3 separate regions of the Mus musculus genome follow, and regions 2 and 3 are each linked to region 1. Evidence: chromatin loops called from intact Hi-C (ENCODE). Cell type or tissue: heart. All regions are shown on one strand.

Evidence for each region. Hi-C counts contacts between places; a loop is a spot of excess contacts. Peaks named below come from ENCODE experiments on the same cell type or tissue, not always from the same donor. Only the 100,000 strongest peaks of a DNase experiment are listed, where the experiment ranks them.
Region 2: a loop joins it to region 1, with 2.5 times the contacts of the local background. A loop is called at or near these places in 18 of 42 quality-filtered maps.
Region 3: it touches region 1 in a loop (3-fold over the local background); 12 of 42 quality-filtered maps call a loop at or near these places.

Annotation. Positions count from the first base shown.
Region 1 is chr7:122,666,226-122,674,225 of GRCm38, reverse strand. Cacng3 (calcium channel, voltage-dependent, gamma subunit 3) reads right to left here and starts at 2,482. Exons shown (of 4, transcript NM_019430.2): 1 at 2,242-2,482. The coding sequence starts at 2,452. In heart, a CTCF peak has its summit at 6,127 (motif pointing right); a DNase peak (open chromatin) is centred at 3,235; H3K4me3 peaks cover 960 bases; H3K27me3 peaks cover 2,136 bases.
Region 2 is chr7:122,916,131-122,924,130 of GRCm38, reverse strand. No RefSeq gene overlaps it. Among named protein-coding and RNA genes, the nearest start is that of Gm39082, 4.4 kb to the left of the region's middle. In heart, CTCF peaks have their summits at 2,395 (motif pointing right) and 3,742 (motif pointing right); a DNase peak (open chromatin) is centred at 3,940.
Region 3 is chr7:122,904,700-122,912,699 of GRCm38, reverse strand. No RefSeq gene overlaps it. Among named protein-coding and RNA genes, the nearest start is that of Gm39082, 16 kb to the left of the region's middle. In heart, CTCF peaks have their summits at 3,216 (motif pointing right) and 4,533 (motif pointing right); no DNase peak of the experiment used is centred here.

The sequences.
Region 1 (8,000 bases):
ATGCAGAAAACAGAGGTTCCTGCAAATTTCTTGAGCACCCGATGTGTTCAATCCATTAAGAAGAATCTTGGCTTCAAATTTTCGCCAGGCCCATCTAGATGGTAAAAACTTTTCCGGTTCATAATGGTTTATGTATCTTTCCGAATGGAATGCTTTAGAACATGAGACTTAGCTGAGAAAAACTATAAGAAGGCTCCAACAAGTTTTCTCAAAAGAACTGACTAGCCCAAGAACACATCTCCAGTCCTTCTAATTCTTCCCCAATCTCCTTTCTCAGTTACCCGACTGAAGCCATGGAACACTCAGTTGGGGCTTTGGTCCCAGGCATGAACTGTAGGCCTAGAGCAGCATGTCGAAGAGAGGAGGAAATGCTCTTTATGCAGGTTTGAAGAAAGGTTCAGGAAATGTAGGCCCTGATTTTATCCTGACAGACATTTAAATAAATGAGGCAGGGTGAAGAATGTCAGTATCACTGTTTAATTTTACATTTCCAGAATATTTCCAAGGGGCAAAATGACTATAAACCTGATGTACTTCTGTATGGCTTTTAGCTGGGGAAGAACCCGGGTTTTTTTTTTTAATGCCACTTATGTAGGCATCGTCATATATACCAATCACAGCATTGCAAAACTGATTCGATTCATAATTGCCAACACAGCAAAGGGAATGGTGGAAATTCTCCAAGGTGAATGACCTCATGCTAGCCGACTGCAAATGGTCAGAAATAACCACATTTTAGAATTTCTGTCAGTTTACTGGCTGCAGTGTACGCTTCAGTAGTTCTAACTCAAGACTATTGATTCTGAATCAGTCATTTCTTGGGTTAACTGAGAGTTAAAAGGGACAAATCTCTTAGCTAAGAGTATAGAGACCATTTGCAGCAGTACTTGGTGTTTTCTGACTTCACATGAAGTAGCCCTTTCCCTCCTGGGTTTCCCACCAGTTGCAAATCTGTGTTGGAAACAGAATCAACTGTAGTGGCGCTATAGGCAGGAGAGTTCAGAGCGTCAGGACGTGGGAAGGAGGCCAGAGAATGATGCAATATTACACTAGCAAGTGATGTCATAGCATTAGTTCCCAAGTCATTTACATAAATGCGAGTTCCCAAGAAACCCTGAGAAATGCCACAGGGAATGCAGGGGGAGGAACCAAGGGAGATCGAGGGGAGGGGAGGAAGCCTGTATTTTCCTGACTATCACTGTGATAAACTTCACTGACTTCCTGGAAGCCAGAGAAACAGCAAAAATCAACCAAGCAGACAAAATCCCTTCTTAGTGGCCCTTTAATCTAGTGGCTCCCTTAGGTAGCAGGTTCACAAAGCTTTGATTTTCTTCATTATTTTTTCACTCCTTGTGATACCCAGGTATTGTCCACTGAAACTGACAGTCACTCTTCAAGTGGTGAAGCAAGTTTAGTAGTGACATAGGCTACCTAAGAGCTCCACATTCTAAAATGGCCTGCCCACCTCATTATAATTTAGAGCAAATCCTCTAATTTTTAAAATTAGAAGCAATGAGATGCAATTCTCAGAGTCAGTCTTATCTAAATGTCAAGGAAATACATTTGCTGGTGATGGGCGTGATTTATGAATGAAGTCAGGTGGAGAGCAAACACCAAGACTTCAGTTTTATTTTGAGCCTAAATAATGAAACACTTATTCATAAAGACATTTTCTTTAGATGTGAGGGTGTGGGGATTAGGGCTTACATATTGTTCCCTAGTATAAGTTAACAAAGGGAGTTCATGACAATGTCTAGTTGGACCAAACTCAGAAGAGGCTGGTAAGCTTTTATTGATTAAAAGATAAAAAACCAGATCAGAGTGCTCCAGGTTAGATCAGTCCCTCAGCACCTTCCTGTCTTCTCTGCTTCCATTCCTTAATAATCCCCATTCACCAAAATGTAATTAAACAAATCCAAAGTCTCCTTCTATAGACAGAAATCCAAGCAGTGCACAACATGCTTAGAGACTCGGGATTAGAGGCTTTCTCAACTGCAGAAGGTGTTTAAGAGCGTTACAAAATCACATCACATTTGGCATAGACCAAAACCAATCAACAAGACCCAACCCTTCCATCCACACAGCACCAGGCTCCGTGGAAGCATAGTCTGGACCCTCACATATTTCCAACAACAATTAAAACTATTTTTCTTCCCCTCCATTGCCTCTATTTCCCCCCCAACACATGTCAGGACATTAGAAGCAGATCATTCAGAGCCAGTGAGAGGAATTTGTAAGTACCTTCCAAGCAGCAGGTCCTCCACAACCCGGAGTGGGTCATTACTTCTTCATTCTTCCTGCTGGTTTCATTGTCACTTGTAGATTTAGTCCTGCACACACCTCTGGAATATAGCCAGTAGTCCGTGCCCACTGCAATGGTCATTAAACTAAAAGCTGCGAAGGCTCCTACAGTAGTGATCAACATCTGGATACCTCTGTCACACATCCTCATAATTCTTCATGGTACTCTGAACGGCTGGGGGTTGGAGGGGTAGATTCAGTGACAGACGGGAGAATCACTCTGCAGCTGGGTAACCTAGGACGGCCTCTTCCAAAAATCCAGATCTCCTTTTGTCAGCATCCACGGGGACTTTGGGAAAGCTGGGATTTCCTGTCTTGGGCTCTCTCCAGTTCCCCGAGTCCTCTATGGCCCTCGGGAGGGTGCGGGCTCCAGGGGGTTGGTCCACATCACTGCCGCGGTCAGAGGATTCCTGGGTTGCTTTCATTCCTCAGGAGCTTGGTGAGGACTAGCGTTTGTGCAGGGCATGGCTTCGGAGCTTGGAGCTGCCAGCTTGGTTTGAGATGCGCCTGGTTTCTCACAGCCCCGAGAGACTCAAGGCAAAAGAAACCCAGAGAGGTCTGGTGTGTGAGCGTGTGAGCGTGTGTGCGTGTGTGCGCGCGTGTGTGTGAGTGTGTGTGTACGTGTGTATGTGTGTGTGTGCGTGTGTATGTGTGTGTGAGTGTGTGTTTGTGTGTGTGTGCGCGCGTGCGTGCGTGTGTGCGAGCGCGTGTGCTGGGGGTGAGGGCGGATGGCAAAAAATAGCTCTGCTGGGAGGCGAGTCGCTGAGAAGAGTGTTCACTGCTTCCCCAGCCTCCCAGGAAAGCTCTCCGCCTGCTCTCCACACCCCCGCGCAAACTGGAGAAAAGGGAGAGTCCTGGGGCGGGGGCCGGCCACTTGCGTCGGAGAGCTGAGGTCCGTGGTGCTGAGCGGACAGCTCCTCTCCTGTTGCCCAGCCTCCCACTTCTCAAGGCCGGGTCGTTGGAGGTCCGTGGTGCTGAAGGGACAGCTCCCCTTGCCGCTGCACCGTTCCTCGTGGTCCTAGTCTAGGAACTCCGGGTGCTGAAGGGTCCCTTCCCTAACACTCTCCTAGTGCGTTCCTAGAGCCAGCCAGCCAGCTCAGCTCTGCGTACTCAAGCCCACAACCAAGCAAAGTTTCGGGAGCCCAGGGCAATCAGCATCAGGGCTTCAGGGCACTGCAGTACGGCGGATCCGGCTCCTCAGAGGGAAGGGTTAAGGACAAGGGCCCACAGCGCACTCTGGCGCGCGCGTTATCTCAGAGCCCACCCCACGCAGCATTCTCTAATCAACCCTCCTCCTCATCCCTGAGCCCAATGAGCCAGGCAACTTTGCTCTTTGCTGCAGGAGTCCACTAGGGAGACAGAAGCCGGGAAAGATCTAATCTTTTTAAAGGGATGGGAGACTGACTGGTGGCTCACTTGGGTGGGCAAAATGTTGTCTATGTGTATTTGTCTCAATTTCATTCCTCAGAAAACAAACCAATATGTCTACCCTCCTGTCTCCGGAGCTCAGATTTACACAGGAGACAGTGTGCTTACATCAGACCCAGAACCATTCATATGTATATGTGAACATATATACCTCTAAAGGGCTGAAGGAACTAAATGTACCTAAACTGTTGTTTACATATCAGGGACCTTGGATGAAGGGATGTAAAGGTTTGATTTCTGAATACACTTCTTAAATATTTTCACACTTTTACATTTGAGGGGGTGGTGAATTCAGGATGAGAGAGCATTGAAAACGTCAGCTTCTCTCCAAAGGCCCTGGTGCTGTTCATTTGTTAACATCTTCTAAGTCAGACCAGGATGCAGGTGTAATTAGGTCTGGGCTCCTTGCTTGCCCAAAGCACAAATGTCATCACACACCTGTGAGTTCTTTCCCTCAGAAATAGCAAATGCTGAAAAGAACTGGCACAGACCAGCTTCCCGGTTCCATATGTTCTAGCATATAGATAAGGACACACACTAAGTTGACTTCAGGCATTCCACCGAATTGCTCTGACCAATTATTTTCTTGTGGGCTGACAGGTAGTAACACCCATTTGGATGCTTGGAATTGAGGCTGCATGCGCTATTTCTACAACCCATGAGATGTGCCCACAACCAGCTGTCATAGTTGAGTGTTATTTAACTGGACAAACATATAATGGAAGGGGATCACAGACATCTCCATTCCCCAGGATGCCATTTCTGGCTGTATGAGAGCTTCTATTCAGGTAACTGAGTAGGGGCAATATACTGAAGAAGTCTCAGACTTGGCTCACAACCTTTTTGTTACTTTGATATTTTTATTTTTATGTTAATGTCATTTGAAGATTTGGTTCTTGGTGTTATATATACATATGCGTGCACATATAGGCTTATTTGTATAGTTGTGTTTATGTCTAAATGAGTACTATGGTCAATTTTGTCATGATTTCTGAATGCCTATGAATTTGTTGCAGACATAAAGTAGATATGTGAGTATATGTGTACACACACATGGTGCAGTTTGTAGGGTCATGTGATCGTGCTTTATATAAATACACAGCTGTATGTATGTATGTATGTGTGTGTGTGCGAATATGCAGGTACAGTGTGGATTTGTCTGTTTATATGCATTGAGTTGTATATATGTATGTCACATTTATACTGACAATTTAACATATAACAAAATGAAATGCATTTTTAGGGCCAAAACCATAACTAACAAGACTAGAAACACATGGAAGGCAATGGGGGAAAGATACATGAGCCTTCCTGTAAGGAGCAGGAAGAACAGTTCAAGGCCATCCTAGGTTTTCTAACAAGTTTGAGACCAGCCTAAACTACATTAAGACCATTTCAAAAAAAAAAAAAAAAGAAGAAAGAAAGAAAGAAAGAAAGAGAAAGGAAGTTAGCAATCACTATTATTTGTATTAACAACAAAAATAATAGTGATCAAGAATGTCAATACTAATGTATAGAAAGAAAATATCTAATAAAAATAAATAAAATAAGAAAAAAAGAATGTCAATACTAATAACTGAGAAACAGATTTTCTGTATAAGAAAAAAATACCATGCCTAGAATGCCGGGATTACAGGTATAGCTTTCACACACAGCTTGATTGATAACTATCAATTTAAAAGGCCACATAGTTACATGAAGGTGAAGTTGGTCTTTCCTGGGAGGTTTTATAAGATAGGAGGATATTTTCTTCTCACTCTCAGAAGTTTAAATAATATGAAGTAATTAATAACAATCAAACAGACCTTCCTTGATCTGTTTTATTCTTCTCTCACTCCAGCAGAGGTGGGAAAGGTGCACTCTGTAGCAAGGCAGTGATGGTGGGAGGGCTTTGGCCTTAGGGATAGTGCACTCCATGACTCCATTCACCAGACGCACAGCAAAGCAACGGTAGCCCCAGATCCACATCCTCAGATTTGTAACAGAAAGCCACACATACTGGGTGTCTAGCTGATAGAACCAAGTACCCAGGTAGACTACTGAGAAGAACAGCCAAGTGCTCATGTGGACAAGGAAAACAATCATACTCAGAAAGCAGAAGAGAAATGGCTGCAATGCCCAAGAATAGAGCTTTGTGCTATAGCTTGATGACATTAGATCATCCTTGGTAACCTTTGTGCAAAGCCAAAGCTAATTTGAATGTGAGGGCATTTGGAACATGTCAGAGCATCTGACTGAAGTGAGAGCCAGAGGCAGGGAGCCCATCACTTAGATCCTAACAACTTCTCCTGGTTTACTAGCGGGGAGGACCTCAGTCTTTTATTCAGTAACACCTGTAGGTGTGCACATGGGTGTGTGGAATCTGCTGCTGGGCCGAGAGAGAATCGCACATTCTCACCACTAGAGGGCTCTTTCATCGCAATTCAAAGCATCCTCTTAAGGAAATGGAGCCAGAGGCTTCCTCCCTGTTTGCCAATGATCCTTTCTGACCCTGCTCATCTGGCAGGAGACTCAGAAGGCATTCTGACAGCTTTAAACCTGTGCGTCTTTCTCTTATTGAGACTTTTTTCTTCCACTGAACTCTTAGCTTGCCATTAACAGCCATAGTATATTTATTTGTGCCTTTTTTCATCTGTTAGGGTTCCACTTATAAAAGTATTGTTAACAGCTAATTCAATTGCATAATTTTTTTGAGTGCCCACCATGTATAAGCCAGCCAGCTCTGCACTTGGGACAATGACGTAAGTCTCATTCTCCAAGGAGCAGGAGAAGCTATATCATCGAGCACGTTTTATCTGCAAGCGCCAGAAACTCACTGGAGCTCACTTGAGAAAATGGGGAGTGTAGCATAGAAATATGGAGGATGTTTTGAGGAACCCAAAGCCAAAAATGAAATTAGAATTGAAATCAGACTCGGAATCTTGAAGTAAAAGCCACTGAGATCCTTGATGGCTCCTGTGTTTCTCAGCTGTGCCTCCTTTTAAGTTCGTAGAAGAAAAAAAAAGGTTTTATCTTCTGTGTTGCACTCTCACTGTTAATAACACCTGACCTAAGCAGCTAGCAGGATGGAGGTGGTGGTGTGTGATCTACTGGCTCCTGGATTCAGAGGTCTCAATCCATAATTCAGAGAGAGCCTGCTAGATCAGGGCAGCTCACACTATGGAAGACAAAAGGCAGAGAGGGAGGGAGGGAGCAGGAAGAAAGAGCTTATCCAAGAGGGAAGAAAGGAAGAGATGAGGAAGAGTGAAGGGGGGAGGGTGAGTGCCCTCAGCCTATGGACTGCCTGAGAGCGAATCTTCCCCTTTAGGTTAATGTCTCTGGAAATGACCTCACTGATAAACCCAGTTATGGGGTTTACGAATCTCCCAGGTGCTTCTCTAGTTAATCAATTTGATAATCAAGCTCAACTCTCACATCTTCTTTATTATTTGATCTTCAAGATGGGAGTTAGATTGAGCTCCAACTTAGAATACCCAGAATTGACAACCTAACTGGTTGAGCTTGTGTTGTGATATTAAACTGTTACCAATCAAATGAGCTCAGAGGGAGGGGATCCTATGATACAGTCTGGCTAAGAGGACCATGCCCTGTGAGCTGGGGAAGGGAGGTAGCACACAGTATCCCAACACTACAGATAGAAGCCAAGACACATAGATTTGGCTCAAGGAAGCAGATATAGAATTTAAGCATCTTGTAAAAATAGCAAATGGGTTCTAGAGAGATGGCTCAGCAGTTAAGAGCACTGGCTGCTCTTCCAAGGTTCAATTCTCTGCAAACCCAAATGGCAGTTCACAACCATCTGTACTCCACTCCCAGGGAATCTGATGCTCTCTCTTCTGGCCTCTATGGCCACCAGGCATGCACATGGTACATAGACATACATGCAGGTAAAACACCCATACACATTAAATGAGTAAGTAAGTAAATATTTAAATGTCAAAGATAGAATTGACATTATTCAATTACTATATCTAAAGCAGAAGAGGGGGTAGGGTGGAGTAAGTTAAAAGACAAACTGAGTGCCCGGGTGCAGAAAGACAAGAGGGTCTAGGGTAGCTGGAATTTTATCTCAGCTCTTTCTATCCTACTTGGTTTAAAATCTTATGCAAGCATATTTTGGTAAGTGTTCAAAGTTAATTAAAAACTAAATGCAAACAAGAAGCAGCAAGCCACCAGTCCACTGTTCTCAGCCACCTCTTGATTTATCAGCACAGAAATGTCAACTGTTTGGGTAAGCTATTCCTAATGCCTGGGCTTCTTCTCTCTGCAAT
Region 2 (8,000 bases), 250 kb before region 1:
CAGGTTCCTGTGCGCTGCAGCAGTAGAACACCCCCTTCACACCCCCACTGCTCTCCTAGTGCCTTTTGGGGTCACTTCCTAAACGAACTGTTGGCACCTTTCTTCTTGTCTCAGAAACCAAGTGTGTGCAGAACTTTATAGAGAAAGCTACAGGCCTCGATGTCAGGGGTGAGGGACACAGTAGATCTGTTAGAGCAGTGTGGGCTCTGAGGTAATGTAGACCTTAAATTCTAGCTGCTAGATTTCATATAATCTCATTTTCTGGAAGCCGAGGCAGAAGATCACAAACTCAAGGTCCTCCTTCCTGGGCTCCAAATTGAGTTCAAGGGCAGTCTAGAGAGCCTAGACTTGATCTTAAGATAAAAATTAAAAGCTGAAAAAAAAATTAAAAGCTGATAGTTGTGCGTTGCTAGGGCACAGGATTCCCTTTGTAGGTTCTTGGTTACATCAATAGAGAACTTAGAAATGGATTTAAGGAAAAAAAGGGATGCAAAAGCAGTTTGCTGAAATTAGATGCGATCCTGGGTGCCAGGATAAGGATGCTATCTGGAAAGAGATAGAAGAGGGGAACAGAGAGAAGTGAGGGGGTTAAGGATGAGCATGGTGGGGTACCCCTGTTGCCTGTCGTCCTTGCTCATTCAGGGAGGCGGAGGTGGGAGAACAATGAATTCAACACCATCCTCAACTACATAACAAAGCCAAGGCTAGCCTGAGCTACTGGGGACCATGTCACCAAACAAACAAACAAACAAACAAACAAACAAAGGAAAAAAGACCAGAACCAGGCTCCCAGGGAGCCTTCCTTCTGTCTGCCTTCCTTCTCAACTCCGCCTCCAGCGTGTTGTATGTGTTTGTACCACAAAGTTGCCCTTTCTTCTAGAGTCTGGGGCATGAAAGCCCCAGACTTTACTCATTCTGCCTTACAAAAGGGAAAAGATTTAACTTTAATATCCTTTGACGTAGCCTGTAGCCAGCTGGAGTTGCTCAATGTGCTCAAGCACGCAGGATGAATCGACGATAGGAAGAAATAATAACAAACTCGATTTCTTTTATGGTTGTCGGCATACCTTTTAGCTCTGTGGCCAGGCAGGAACAGCACTACTGAATGCCGTCTGTTTATCTTTCCGTATTGTTAGCTTTGGCCAGGGAACACTAGCTAGCTAACTGCACGTACTGTCTTCCACTTGCCCTTCATCTTTGTGGCCAGTTTAAGGCCTCTGTATTGATTCATCTTTAGCCCTGCAGTAGTTATGGCCAGCTTGGGGATCATCATTGCTCTTTGAGAGACCGGTGCTGGGTTATTTTAAATCTAAGTGAGATAAGGCAGTGCTTGGGAATGAGCTACACAGAGCTTGGAGTTCGTCTACGGTAGCACTTGAATCCTGCCTGCTTTCCAATGATCTTATTTTCTGCTAAAATGTCTCCCAGAGGCTTCCAGGTTTGAACATTTGGTCCCCTCATGGTGGCGCTGTTCATCCTGGTAGGGGGTTCTATGTGGAGAGTGGATGAAACCTCGAGTGAATGAGTGTTATTGGCATGAGTACAGCCACGTTACGGACCCTTCCTTTGGTCAGACGTTGATAGTATGTGAAGAGTTCCAGCCACAGCTTCCTCTTCCCAGGTGACAGCAACAAGGGACTGCTCTACAGAAACCCCACCTACTAAGAGTACCTAGTCCTTTTCCTCTTCTTCCTCCCCTCCCCTCCTCCTCCTCCTCCTCCTCTTCCTCCCTCTCATTCCACTGCATATAATAACTGGGCTGAGTTTCTGGACTGCTGATACATCTCCATACGAGTGCATGCCCAGCTCAGCATTTCTGTGTATGTGTCACCCACTTCTTCATTTCCCCATTGCCTTGGTCTGGTTGATCCCAAAGTCAGGCAGGTCTCAGCAGTTATGAAAACCTTAGGAGGTGGGCTGAGCTACAGGGAGTGGGTCACTTGGTGGGCCTTGAGGTTTACAGGCTAGCCCTACTTCTGGCTGGCCTCTGCGTCCCGATCCATCCAGATGTGAGCAAGTTGGAGTTGCTACAGGGCATACAGTAGCCCATGCTCCAAACCTAAGTGCTTCTCCTGTATGCAGCTTCTATTAGGCACTTTGCTAAAGTACTTAATCCCCCTCCCTACTCCAATGTGCTCAGCAGTGACTGTCTGTGGGTAACTGCCTCTAAGGTAGGGCCTTGGGGCATATAAAGAACAGCTCTGCCTTCCTTCTCAACTCCGCCTCCAGCGTGTTGTATTTATCTTCACCTTTTAGCGTTCGGCTGGCCTTTTAAAAAGTTGTAAAACAGGATTTTCTCTCTCCTTATTTTAAAGCCGTGTTCATTCTGATTTAATGTGCGTGGGTATTTTGCTGCCTATATGTCTGTGCACCAAATGTGTGCAGTGCCCAGAAGGGCCAGAAGAGGGCATCAGATTCCCCACTGGAACTGGAGTTCGGATCATTGCTAGCCACGAGTGCTAGGAATTGAATTTGGGTCTTCTGGGAGTGCTCTTAATGAACGAGCCATCTCTCTAGCCCCCAGGACTTTCTCTTTAGTGCTGGAGGAATCTTGCTACAAGGTTCTTCCTCACTTGGTCCAGACACAGGAGTCACCATCTGCCCTTGTAAAGGGACTCAGTGACTGTCCTATTTGTAAAGAGTGTTCTCAACTTGTTACAGATCATTCACTGTGCCATTTGTCTCAGAAAACACTGACATACCGACATACTGACATTCTCATCTCTCAAGTGGTGCCTGGGAAACAGATGGCTGCCCTTCCATGCCTTGACCAGTATCCCACCTACCAGTGGGGGTTAAATGCCAGTGAGCCCATCCTAAGCCAGAAATGCATTTACTGTACCCAGTTGTTGAACACCATGACTTATGATACTGTCAAGCGTTGGTTGTTATCTTCCGAAGCATGGAGCTGATCAGAGCCATGGCTTCCTGCTTCTGCCTAGTGTCAGGATCGAGCACCGTGCTGCATATTTTGTTATTTTGGGAAAGAACCCAAATCTAAAATCTCAAATATAGTTTCTGTTGAGTATGGACCATTTTGGCATCGTCCATCCTGATGTCCAGAAATCTGAGGGTGACTGTTGTAAGTTGAACACTCTGTGACTCACTCAGTGCTGGGCGGGTGTGGTCTTAGCCATCAGCAAATCTTTGTTGTGGGGTTCAGCAAATCTCTGTTGTGGGGTTCAGGGAGTAAAGCCCCAACCTCCAGGCTTTGCTGAATTTTAGAGCAGATGGGAAGACCAGCCACCCTCAAACAAGCTGGCATTTGTAGTGTCCATATGAAGCGATCATTGGGACAGGAAGCAGGAGGTGGAAATTCATATACTAACTCAACATTGAATGCGTGGTCAAATACACAGTGCCAGGCCATCGAACAGCAGTTCCCCGGTTTGAAAAAAAAAATGAGCGTTATAATATGTTTGTGTTATTCCAGGCATACTTGTGGTGGCCTTCATCAGCTTGGCCGTCTCTATGAATTAAACATGAAGGCTTCATAAAGGCAGGCATCGATCATGCTGTGTGGATAAACAAGAGACCTCTAAAATCAAGCAGGCTTGGTGTAAAACCCCAACTCTACCACTTAAGACTTATGTGAACCATGGAGCTTACTTAGTGTGCCTGCAGCTTAGCCACGCTCAAGACCTTGTGGATTCAAAAACCACCCACCGGATAAGTGGATAAACAAAGTTATCCTTTTGTTTACCCTTAAGCGGCTCTCAAGTACCCCGATGGTTTATTATTTGACCACTAGAGGTCAGGCTAACCCCAAGGTTCAACTCACGATAATCTGGTCTCTTGTTTCTGGTATGTTTTCCAAAGGAGCCAAGCAAAGATCTCTTCACAAACCCACTCAGGATGTCATACCCACTTCCCCAGAACACTTTTGCCCCCCTTCAGACTTTACCCCTTGACTAGGAAGATGGGGATCTGCCCGAGGGTGAACACACTGAATGATTTCATTGGAAATCAGCATAACCCAGTGTCACCCCGGTTCCTTCCCCTTTCTGCAGAAGCGGAACCAAGGACAGCTTCTGAGTATAGCTGTGTTTTGGGAACTATTATAAGACTTTCACCCATATTAACTTGAAATCTCTGTGGGGTAGTTGTTCTTCGTTTAATTTTGCAGAGGAAAAGCCAATGTAGGGACACAGTACCGATAGTCTATCAGATTCTACCTGCGATTAGCCTGGGACTGAGTTCTCGCGAGAGCTAGCTGCTGAGATACACACTTAGGATCTGGGAGATGCCAAATAAAGGCTCCCAGTCCTGCCTAGGACCTGAGATTTTTGGTCTTTAGGATGAATTTCCTCCCCCCTTTTTGGGATCTGCTATGATCCTCAGGCTGACCTAGACCATGGTCTCTTCCAGTTCCAGTGCTGGACTTATAAGTGTGAGTCATCATGTCTAACTTGGGGTGACTCTTTGGGGTTTTTTGGGCCAATGGGAGCATGCTGTCCCTCACTGCATTGCCTGTGGCTCTTGGAGGGAGGGGGTCAGACAGACCAAACTCAAATCTCCATGTTGTTGTTTGCACAGTTTTGTGGCCCAACACATACACACTTTACTCAGTCTCAGTTTCTTCCTTTTGAAAATCTAGAAACTTCCTCTTAGTCTACTCTATAACATCTATGGCTTCTGGAGTATTCTTGCTTGGTTTCTACTCTGTTTCTACTGCTAGACAGTTCTGGATTACAGTGGGTACATAAGAACTATCTCCGGGGCCTGACATTCTGTAGTGAGTGTCCTTCAAAGTGTAAGAGTCCCTCTCTCTATATTCCCATGGAAAATGAGTCTGGAAAATGCCCGAGTCAAGGTACTTTATAAGAAATGGAGGTTTGATTAGCTTATGGTTCTGGGGCCAGGGGAGTCTAAGAGTGGGCTGCTAACGTCAGCTGAGGGTCTTGTGGTCACAACATGCAGAAGCATCACACAGTGAGACAGAGTCCAAGTTTCCCCTTCTTATAAAGCTACCGGTGCCACCCTGGGGTCCCATCCTCAGGACCTTACCTAACAGTAGTCACTTCTCCAAGGCCCATTAATATATGACTTTGGGGATTAAGTTTTCTTTTCTTTCTCTCTTTCTTTCTCTCTCTCTCTCTCTCTCTCTCTCTCTCTCTTTCTTTCTTTCTTTCTTTCTTTCTTTCTTTCTCTCTTTCTCTCTCTCTTTCTCTCTCTCTCTCTCCCTCCCTCCCTCCCTCCCTCCCTTCCTTCCTTCCTTCCTTCCTTCCTTCCTTTCCCCCCTCTCTCTTTCTTTTTTATTAGATATTTTTTATATACATTTCAAATGCTATACTGAAAGTTCCCTATACCCTCCCTCTGCCCTGCTCCCCTACCCACCCACTCCCGCTTCTTGGCCCTGGCATTCCCCTGTACTGGGGCATATAAAGTTTGCAATACCAAGGGACCTCTCTTCCCAGTGATGGCTGACTAGGCCATCTTCTGCTACATATGCAGCTAGACATATGAGTTCTAGGGGTACTTGTTAGTTTCTATTGTTGTTCCACCTATAGGGTCGCAGGCCTCTTCAGCTCCTTGGGTGCTTTCTCTAGCTTCTCCATTGGGGGCCCTGTGTTCCATCTTATAGATGACTGTGAGCATCCACTTCTGTATTTGCCAGGCACTGTCTCGTATGAGGCTATGCCAGTGCCTGGGATTAAGTTTTCAACACAAGAACTTTTGGGGAACACATCCCCCTAACCATCCCCCCTTTCCTTCTTGCTCTGGGGACAATCAGGAGGTGCATGGGGTCATGGTTCACAGCTTCAAGTTCTGGATGACATAAACTGGTAGACACAGAGTTGAAACCTGGCAGTTGTGTTCCGTTTGGCTGTAACACCCCACAGTTGTTGGTCATTTCCTGTGCATTTTATCCTTGTCTATATGGAAAAGAGGCTTGGTGTGGTCAGCCATATTCTCTCTGATTCTGCAGACAGAAGGCTATGTCCATCCACCGAAACTCCAGCTTGCATGCTGTATGTGCACGTAGGCTGTGTTCTTAGTTAATTAATTGTGTGTGTGTCTGTGCACAACTGGAGTTGAGGGGACATCTTGCAGGAGTCAGTTATTTTCTTCTACCAGTGTTCCAGGAATTGTCCTTGGCAACAAGTATCTTTATCCACTGAGCCATAGTTTTTGTTGTTGCTGTTGTTTGTTTTTTTAAATAAAAAATTTCAGGCAGTCATGGCAGTGCATGCCTTTAATCTGAGCACTTGGGAGGTAGAAGGGGGTGTATCTCTGTGGGTTTGAGGCCAGCTTGGTCTGCACGATGAGTTCCAGCATGGCCAGAGCTATGTAGACAGATACTGTCTTAAACAAAATAAAACAAATGTTATTATTTTAAGTTCTGTGTATGAATATATGTCTGCGTATGGCCGTGTGTGTGTGTGTGTGTGTGTGTGTGTGCACAGATGTCTGCAGGTGTTGCCTCCCTCCGAGATGTGGTTATGAGCCATCACGTAGGTGCTTGGAATTGCACTTTGGTACTCTGGAATTGCAGTTTCTGCTCTTAATCATTAAGCCATCTCTCCATCCCTTTATTTATCTTTTGAGACAAGAATCTGATATGGAACAGGATGGCTTCTAACTCACTATGCAGTTAAAGATGACCTTAAACGTCTGACCCTTTTTCCCCCATCTCCTGAGTGCTGGGTTGGACCCAGCACTGGCTTGCTTTCATGCCACGCCAGTGCTCTGCCAACTGAGTTAGATCCCCAGCTCCATGCACGTAAAGTTCCCTGTAGTGGCTATTCCTGGTTGTCAACTTGACAATATTTGGAATGAACTACAATCCGGAATTGGAAGGCTCACCAGTGACCCTTATCTGGAGGCTTGGAGATCCTTATCTGGATCTTGGTTTGAAGATCTTGAGCCACAGTGGCTATGGATTCCAGAAGATTGAATCTCCGAGTTTAAGGAACACACCTTTAATCTGGGCTACACCTTTCATCTGGGATTAAAGGTGTGGCGGAACACACCTTTAATCTGGGCTACACCTTCTGCTGGAGACAATATAAGGACATTGGAAGAAGGGAGTCTAGCTCTTGCTCTTGCTCCTGCTCCTTCGCCTGCTTGCTGTGTGAGACTGAGTAACTGCTAGATCCTTGGACTTCCATTCACAGCTGCGACTGAACAATTGTTGGGAATTGGGCTGCCAACTGTAAGTCATCAATAAATTCCTTTACTATCTAGAGACTATCCATAAGTTCTGTGACTCTAGAGAACCCTGACTAATACAGAAGTTGGTACCAGGAGTGGTTCTAGAGTAACAGAAGTACAAGGATGAATCTTTTAAAATACTGGAATTGGCTTGTTGATCCACCAGCACTTTCAACTATTGAAACCTCTCCAGATTCTCTCCCTCCTGGGAACTCAGAGAATTTTGAAGACCCATGGTTGAAACTATATTCCGAACTTAAAGAAGCTAATGACCTTGATTTTCTTAATGAATTAGGTGATTCAGTGCACAAAGCTTTCTACAAGATGGGGAAAAAATCGGAAAATGATTTTACTGGCTGGCTGCTCTTAGTATCTGTGGAAAAAATGATGAATGAAAAGAAGGAGTTGTGTGATAAAATCGAAAGGCTCCAGACACAAGTAAACGATCTAAAAGTTGCTAAGTGTGTCCTTGAGGAGAATCTTCTCTCTTGTAGCAATAGAGCTCAAGTTGCAGAAAATCAAACAGAAACTCTCATTGTGAGGTTGGCTGAACTACAGCGAAAATTCAAGTCTCAGCCTCAGAGTGTGTCGACAGTTAAAGTAAGGGCTCTAATTGGCAAAGAATGGGATCCTACAACATGGGACGGGGATGTGTGGGAAGACCATGTAGAAGCTGAGAATTTTGAATCTTCAGATTCTCAAGGGTTTGCCCCACCTGAGGAAGTAGTACCCTCAGCCCCACCCCTTGAAATAATGCCTTCGCCACATGAGGAAATTAATTTTGCAGAGTCTGATAAACCAGCAATGACTTTCACTACTGATGTTTCTCGAGGCCCACCAATAGT
Region 3 (8,000 bases), 240 kb before region 1:
CAGCTGCTGCTGATTGCCAGATCTGCCAACAGCAGAAACCAACACTGAGTCCCAGATATGGCACCATTCCTCGAGGTGACCAGCCAGCAACCTGGTGGCAGGTTGACTACATTGGACCACTTCCTTCGTGGAAAGGACAGCGTTTTGTTCTTACTGGAGTAGATACTTATTCTGGTTATGGATTTGCCTTTCCTGCACGTAATGCCTCTGCTAAAACCACCATTCACGGATTGACAGAATGCCTCATCTATCGTCATGGTATTCCACACAGTATTGCTTCTGACCAAGGAACTCATTTCACAGCCAGAGAAGTACGACAGTGGGCCCACGATCATGGAATACACTGGTCTTACCACGTTCCCCATCATCCTGAAGCAGCTGGTCTGATAGAAAGATGGAATGGCCTTTTGAAGACGCAGTTACAGCGTCAATTAGGTGGTAACAGCTTGGAAGGCTGGGGTAGAGTTCTTCAGAAGGCAGTATATGCTTTGAATCAGCGCTCGATATATGGTACAGTTTCACCCATAGCCAGGATTCATGGGTCCAGGAATCAAGGGGTGGAAAATGGAATAGTTCCACTTACTATCACCCCTAGTGACCCTCTAGGAAAATTTTTGCTTCCTGTCCCCATAACTCTAGGTTCTGCTGGCTTAGAAGTTTTGGCTCCAGAGAGGGGAGTGCTCCTACCAGGAGCTACAACAAACATTCCATTGAACTGGAAGCTCAGACTTCCCCCTGGTCATTTTGGGCTTCTAATGCCCTTAAACCAACAGGCTAAAAAAGGAATAACAGTGTTAGGAGGGGTGATAGATCCAGATTACCATGGGGAAATTGGATTACCTCTTCACAATGGTGGTAAGCAAGATTATGTCTGGAGTGTAGATGATCCCTTAGGGCGTCTCTTAGTACTACCATGTCCTGTGATTAAAGTCAATGGGAAACTACAACAGCCTAATCCAAGCAGGATGACAAAGGACGCAGACCCATCAGGAATGAAGGTATGGGTCAATCCTCTAGGAAAAGAGCCAAGACCTGCTGAGGTTCTGGCTGAAGGAGAAGGAAATACAGAATGGGTAGTAGAGGAAGGTAGTTATAAATACCAATTAAGGCCACATAACCAGTTGCAGAAACGAGGATTATAAAGTAATATGAATGCCCACTGTAAATTTACTAATGCGTTTGCAATTGTACGAGGGATAGTTATATCATGTTAGGCGTATTTACAACCTTGTTATTGTTTCATGTGAACATGAGATATTATTTGTGTCAAGTTGACAAGGGGTGGATTGTAGTGGCTATTCCTGGTTGTCAACTTGACAATATTTGGAATGAACTACAATCCGGAATTGGAAGGCTCACCAGTGACCCTTATCTGGAGGCTTGGAGATCCTTATCTGGATCTTGGTTTGAAGATCTTGAGCCACAGTGGCTATGGATTCCAGAAGATTGAATCTCCGAGTTTAAGGAACACACCTTTAATCTGGGCTACACCTTTCATCTGGGATTAAAGGTGTGGCGGAACACACCTTTAATCTGGGCTACACCTTCTGCTGGAGACAATATAAGGACATTGGAAGAAGGGAGTCTAGCTCTTGCTCTTGCTCCTGCTCCTTCGCCTGCTTGCTGTGTGAGACTGAGTAACTGCTAGATCCTTGGACTTCCATTCACAGCTGCGACTGAACAATTGTTGGGAATTGGGCTGCCAACTGTAAGTCATCAATAAATTCCTTTACTATCTAGAGACTATCCATAAGTTCTGTGACTCTAGAGAACCCTGACTAATACATTCCCCATCCCCCAAACACACATGTACACACTCCAGTGTGACCAGGAACACATGCCTCCCCCTGTTTGGGTCCAGCCCATCTTTGAATCTCATTTCTCTCATCTGTTAAATGAGTCTGGAGGTAGATTGCTTTGCAAGGTATCTTTCATTGCTAACGTAGACATGGTTTTCACTCTTTCCCTCTGACGTCGGCCCTGGATGTACATAGAGTTACCTACCTTGTTATGTGCTCATGTCTGCCATCACAACATCCCCGTCCACTTTCCAACCTGGACTCCAGAGAGATACATAGGAAATGATCCCAGAAACTGAGAGTCATTGGTACCTGTAAAAGTAACTTTTATTTGTCTGATGTAACTGTTGTCTCGGAGGCTTACTGCTGCCATCAGCTAACCTAGGCCTCGTCTTGGAAGCTTCTAGCCTCCATGCAATCTAATCTAGGCCTAGAATGTCTTCAGCTTCTGAGACTTGCTGCTTAACAAGCTCACCTTTTCTAGCTCTTTCTGAGCTCTGGCTGGCTGGTTCAACTCAACTATTCTGGCTCAAACTCCTTTCCTAGCTGGCTGATTCGAACTAGCTTCTCAGCTTCTGACTGAATTGCTCTGCTTGGCCTCAAACTATCCCTAGCAATCTGTTCGAATCTTCTGGCTCCTTCTCTTTCCCTGGCTTGTTTTGTCTTCACCTGTGTCTAGCTTGTTCTCTCTTCAACCTGACTCTGTAAAAGTGTTCTATAAAAACCGTCTCTGAGCTCCACTAACTGAACTGTCGTGAATTCCACTCCACTGCACTCACTGCCTCTCAACTCGCTGACTCAACCGCACTGACTAAACAGAACGGACTACAACTCAGAGATCTGCGTGCCTCTGTCTCCTGAGTGCTGGGATTAAAGGTGTGTACCACCATGCCTAGACCTAAGCTTTTCTTTACCTGAAACTAGCTCTATATCAAGGCTGGTCTTGAACTCAGAAATCAGCTTGCCTCAGTCTCCTGGGATTACAGGCATGTCTGTATTCCAGCTGGATCACAGAGACCTAGAAGGTCTTTGGCTGTGATCTCTTGCCAGAGCAGCCTCATTCTGAGTTAATATTTCTATACAGGTAAGAGCGAGGGAGGCAGAGTCCCTCTAATCTGTTCCTGCTCAGACAGGGCAGTTGCTATAATTGCTCACAGGAGGTTTGGCTCACATCCCTGGGAAGATGCGAGAGACCAGCTTGGTCCATCACTAGGGACAGTCCCTCTTTGAACTGGTGGGTATAGGCTAGCAGTACTTCCAGGTCCTCTCTGGATTCAGATCTACTTTCCAATCTCTACAGCACTTTCAAAGTACGTGTAAGAGTATGCGGGCGTGAGAATCTGAAGCAGAAGACCAGTGTTAGACTCTGCTTTTGCTCTGTGAGAAAAATTTAGCTGAGTTGGCCTAATCCTATCTTGACCAGGCGGGGGCACCCCCTTTCTGTGTCCTTGATAGTGGAGAGCTGGTTTTGAATCTAGATCCCATAGCTCGGCCCGGCAGCAGCTTCCTCTCCCTCTAAGAGAGCTGGCCTTCACAGGTCATAGATATTCGTCCCAAGTTTAAGGCTGTCTCCAACAGTTTTTGATCCAGCAGCGGAGGAAGAATCTCTTGCCTGCAGGAGCCCAGGAAACACGCGTTTCTGGACTTGACTTCTTGGCCTATGCTGGGTTTAGGTTCTCCAGAAGGGGTGACTGAAGAAATAGAGTGAAAACGGAACCGGAAGTCCATTGGTGTTGCCTGAGAACCTGTCGGGTCGTCAAGGCCACGTGGCTGGTGCTCTGCTGTGAAGTCTTTGCTGAGAGCCTGATGCAAGGAGCTGTGAGGGCCTCGGAATCGGTGTAAACCGACACCTTGCTGGCAAAGGGTAGTGTTTAATTCATAACTAAGACATAGATATGGACTGTTTTGATCTGGGCATGATGTCATGTTCTTACAATCTCAACACTCAGGAGTCCGAGGCAGGAGGATCATGAGGTTTGAGTCCATTTTGGGTTACTATAGAGAACCTTAAACAAACAAAACAAACAAAGACAAGGAAAGAGTTTTAAAAAGGCAGGAAGGAAGGAAAGGAGGGATGTGAGAAGGAGAAAGGAAATAGAAGGAGGAAGGGAGAGAGGACGGGAAAAAAGAGGAGGGAGAAGAAGGGGAAGGGAGGAAGGGGAAGGGAGGAAGAGGAAGAGGAGGAAAGGAAGGGGCAGGGGCAAAAGGGGCAGGGGCAGGGGCAGCAGAAGAGGGGGAAGGGGCAGGGGAGGAGGGGTCAGGGGAAGGGGCAGGGGAAGAAGGGGAAGGGGCAGGGGAAGAGGGGGCAGGGGAAGGGAAAGAGGGGGAAGGGGCAGGGGTATGTGAAGGGGAAAGGGAAGGGGCAGGGGCAGGGGTAGGGGCAGGGGCAGGGGAAGGGGAAGAACTTATCTTTAGTGGCTGGACTGGAGGTCTGCAGTCTGGGCTTTCTGAGGTTCTGAGAGGGACCTGTCTCTTGCCCTCTCGTACCTTCTGGTAATTGCTGGAAATTTTTGACATTCTTGATCTCTGCCTTCATCTTTGTCATGCATCTCTTTTTAATTTTTAAAAAGATTTATGTTTTTATTATATATACAGTATATATGTATATGCACATTATAGATTTAGAATATCTATATAAGTATATAATTATATATAAACATATATATTACATATCATATATATCAGTGTACATTATATATACATATATTATATATATGCTTGCATGTATGCCTGCAGGCCAGGAGAGGGCACCAGATTACATTATAGATGGTTGTGAGCCACCATGTGGTGTCTAGGAATTGAACTGAGGACCTCTGGAAGGGCATCAAGTGCTTTTAGCCTCTGAACCATCTCTTCAGACCTCCTATACATCTTCATTTTAAAATTTCCCCTGTTTATAAGGACAGTGGTCATACTGTCGTAGACTCTCAATGACCCGTTTGTGTTAATTACTTCTAATTCTGTCTCCAAATAAGCTCATATTCAAAGGCAAGGGGTAAGAACTTCAGGACTTCAACTTATGTTGTTGGCTAGGGTATAAGATCGAATCCACACTGTGCAGTTTTGCAAGACACATGTGAGCCCCTAGAAGCCAGTCCTGCTGGCATCTGGAGGAGCAGGCATGCTGGCTTGGAAGGGGGTTCTGGGTTTGAGATCAACAGCATTTACTTCCCAGTGGCTTTCCAAGGATGGCTGATCTGAGGGGGGATTTGTTCACATAGTCACAAGGCTGAAGTGTTCCACGATAGGCTGACTGTTAGAAAAGAAGCTGGCCTCCTAGCTTGGTTCAAGAAGCTACAAACCTCAGAATGAGGGAGGCTGATGATACAGCCCTCAGTCAAAAGTAGAACTCCTGAGAACTCCCCGAGCAGGGGATATTGGTGTAAGCCTTAAGAATAAGACACTAAAGAATCAGAGTATGAAGTAGGGTGGGGACAGCAGAAACTCACCTGCCGATGATGCTGTTCCATCCCCTCTTATCCTGAGGCTGATTGGATGATGCCAGCTTGAAGGCAGGTCTTTCTCATCTGCCAATCTTCTCCGGAAAAACCTTCACAGACACACCCAGAAGCAACACTTTACTAGATCTCTAAGCATCCTTCAGTGTAGTCAAGTGACTCCTAGCATTAACCATCCTGATGACCTGAGATCCTAAACACATGTATAAAACTGGCACACCCTGTCTATAAATCTTAGCACCTGGGAGGTGGAGTCAGGAGGACCAGATGTTCAAGGGCAACCTTGACTATGCAGTGAGTTTGAGGACAGCTTGCATTAGCAAGAAACCCTGTCTCAACGACAACAAAACCCAACTAAAGCTCACTTGTCTCTCCCAGTTTGCGAGGCCTTCAGAGTTGAGCTAATTAGTGGAGTGTTGCTGATGTCAGGAAGAAAAGATTATTACAAAGGGATCTTTCACTGTCCTGGAGCAGAGTGTCCATCTGTCCTGGAGCAGAGTGTCCATCTGCTCCTCCTCCCCTGGGCATTCGGGGCATCCACTGAGAGCATTCTCCCCTCTGGCTTCGTGACAGGTGAAGGTAGATAGGCTAGATCTTAAGTGACAGTTAGTGTATTCACAGAGGACATGGATCTTCTCCATAATGAGTAGACATCCTGGCAGCTCCTGCCATCCTGACTGGACCCATCCTGTGTTCTCTTAGCCTTGACACTCTTCAGGCTCACCCAGGCATAGCAGCAAACACCTCACATTTGCTAGAGTTCTGTCAGTGCTCAGATTTCATACATAAATGAACTGTCATGGAAGCCTTGGGTGGATTCTGTCTCATCAGCCCCGTTTTATAGAGGAAACTGAGATTGTAAAGTCTAAGGTATTGGTCTACTGTCACGTGGCTGAAAAGTGGTAATGGTAGAACTTGAACCCAGGTTGGACCATGAGTTTCCAACATATGGGATCTTCTAAGGGATCTAGAGGGATGCAGGCCTGGTTCTTGGTCCACCTGTGTTCTGTCTCAGCACCGATTCTTGATGCCACAGAAGAGAAACCTTATGATAGAGTTCCTGGATTATGAGCTTTTGGATTTTGATCTTAAAAACAGAGGGTTTGCTTTTTCCATTCATCTTTGCTGGCTCTGTGATGACAACTTTCTCCCCCCTGGCAAGTGGAGGGTGACTCATGTTTAGTTGCCTGGGGGACAGGAGTGGGGAGCAGGAGAGGGTGGCAGAGAAACTAGCTGATCCCACTTATGGACACACCTAAAATAGTCATGTCTGTAGAATCAAAACGTTGAGTGGTGGTTGCTAGGGACTAGGGGCAGAAGGAAATAGGAGCTATTAATCAACATATATAGTGCATTCACGCGCGATGAATATGCTCTGGTGATCACCACGCAGCTCAGTGACTGCAGCCAGCAGTTAGAGGAGCCAGGCATGGTGGCACAGACCTGTAATCCCAGCACTTTGGAGGTAGAGGCAAAAGGGTTGTGACTTGAGGGTCATCCTCAACTACACCAGGAGTTCAAGGCAAGCTTGAATGACACGATACGTTGTCTCAAGAAACCAAACCTAAAAGAACCAACCAGCCAACCTAAAAAAAAAAAAAAAAAAAAAACAACAGCAACAACAAAACCCCAAGACCAATGTTACCTCAAGACTTGATGAGAGGGTAAATCATACGATAAGCACTCTTGCCACAATTAAAAATAGACAAACGGGCTATGTCACATCTGCTTTTATGTCTTCTGTTTCTCATTCCCCGTGCCACCACTACCTTTCTACAAGCCTTAATATCTGAGGGTGGTGGTTAGTCCCCCGCAGGCAGTTCAGGTCTGTCCTTCCAGGATATTTTCTCCCCATAATGATGGCCAGAGAAATACAATGTCAAGTCAGGTGGGATGAGGTACACCTGTAATTCCAGCACTTGGGAGACTGAGGCAGGAGGAGTGTGAGTTTCAGGTCAGCCTGGACTATGTACCAGGATCTTGTCTCAAATAAAAAAGAGAAAGGAAAAGTAACGTGAAACTCTTGTATAACTGAAAAGGTTCTGATAGTCACAGTAAAATGTAATGAACTAATAAGAACATTAAAAAAATCTGAGTCATGAATCCCAGCCTCAAGCTTGCTATATATTGAAGGATGAAGGCCTTGAACTTCTGGTCTTCTTGCCCCCATCACCTGATCCCTGGAATTGCCCTGTGCATCTCCACAGCTAGTTCATGCTTGCTGTGTTAGACTTGAACACAGGACTTTGTGAATGGCTAGGCAAGCATCCTATCACCTGAGCCACACTCCCAACTTTAAAATCCTTAATTCTCACAAGGTTTTATTTAATCCAATATGTCTATACTATTACTAAATGTTTCACCAATATGAAGATTACTATTTTTAAAATACTAAATATTTAAGAATACTAGCATGTGTTTTATGCCCACAGTTACAGCCCATTTTGGAATAACCAGCTTTCAAGTGCTTCATGGTCACACATACTGAGTAGTTATCATACTGGACACTGCGTTGCTACAGCCCTGGCCCTCCATGTTCTGCAGGAATGTAATCGTAGTCTTTCATGTCAGATCATCCTCTTGATTTGAGCTTCTAAGATCAAGACTATATCTAGCTGCAATTTAACCTATTCTGGAGAAATGAGCCTTGTTTTCTTTTAGAGTGGAATCTGTGGCTGGTACTGTGTCAGGGATTCCTTCCGGAAGGAAGCTGTTAAGCAAGTGCTGACCCGTATCCACCCAA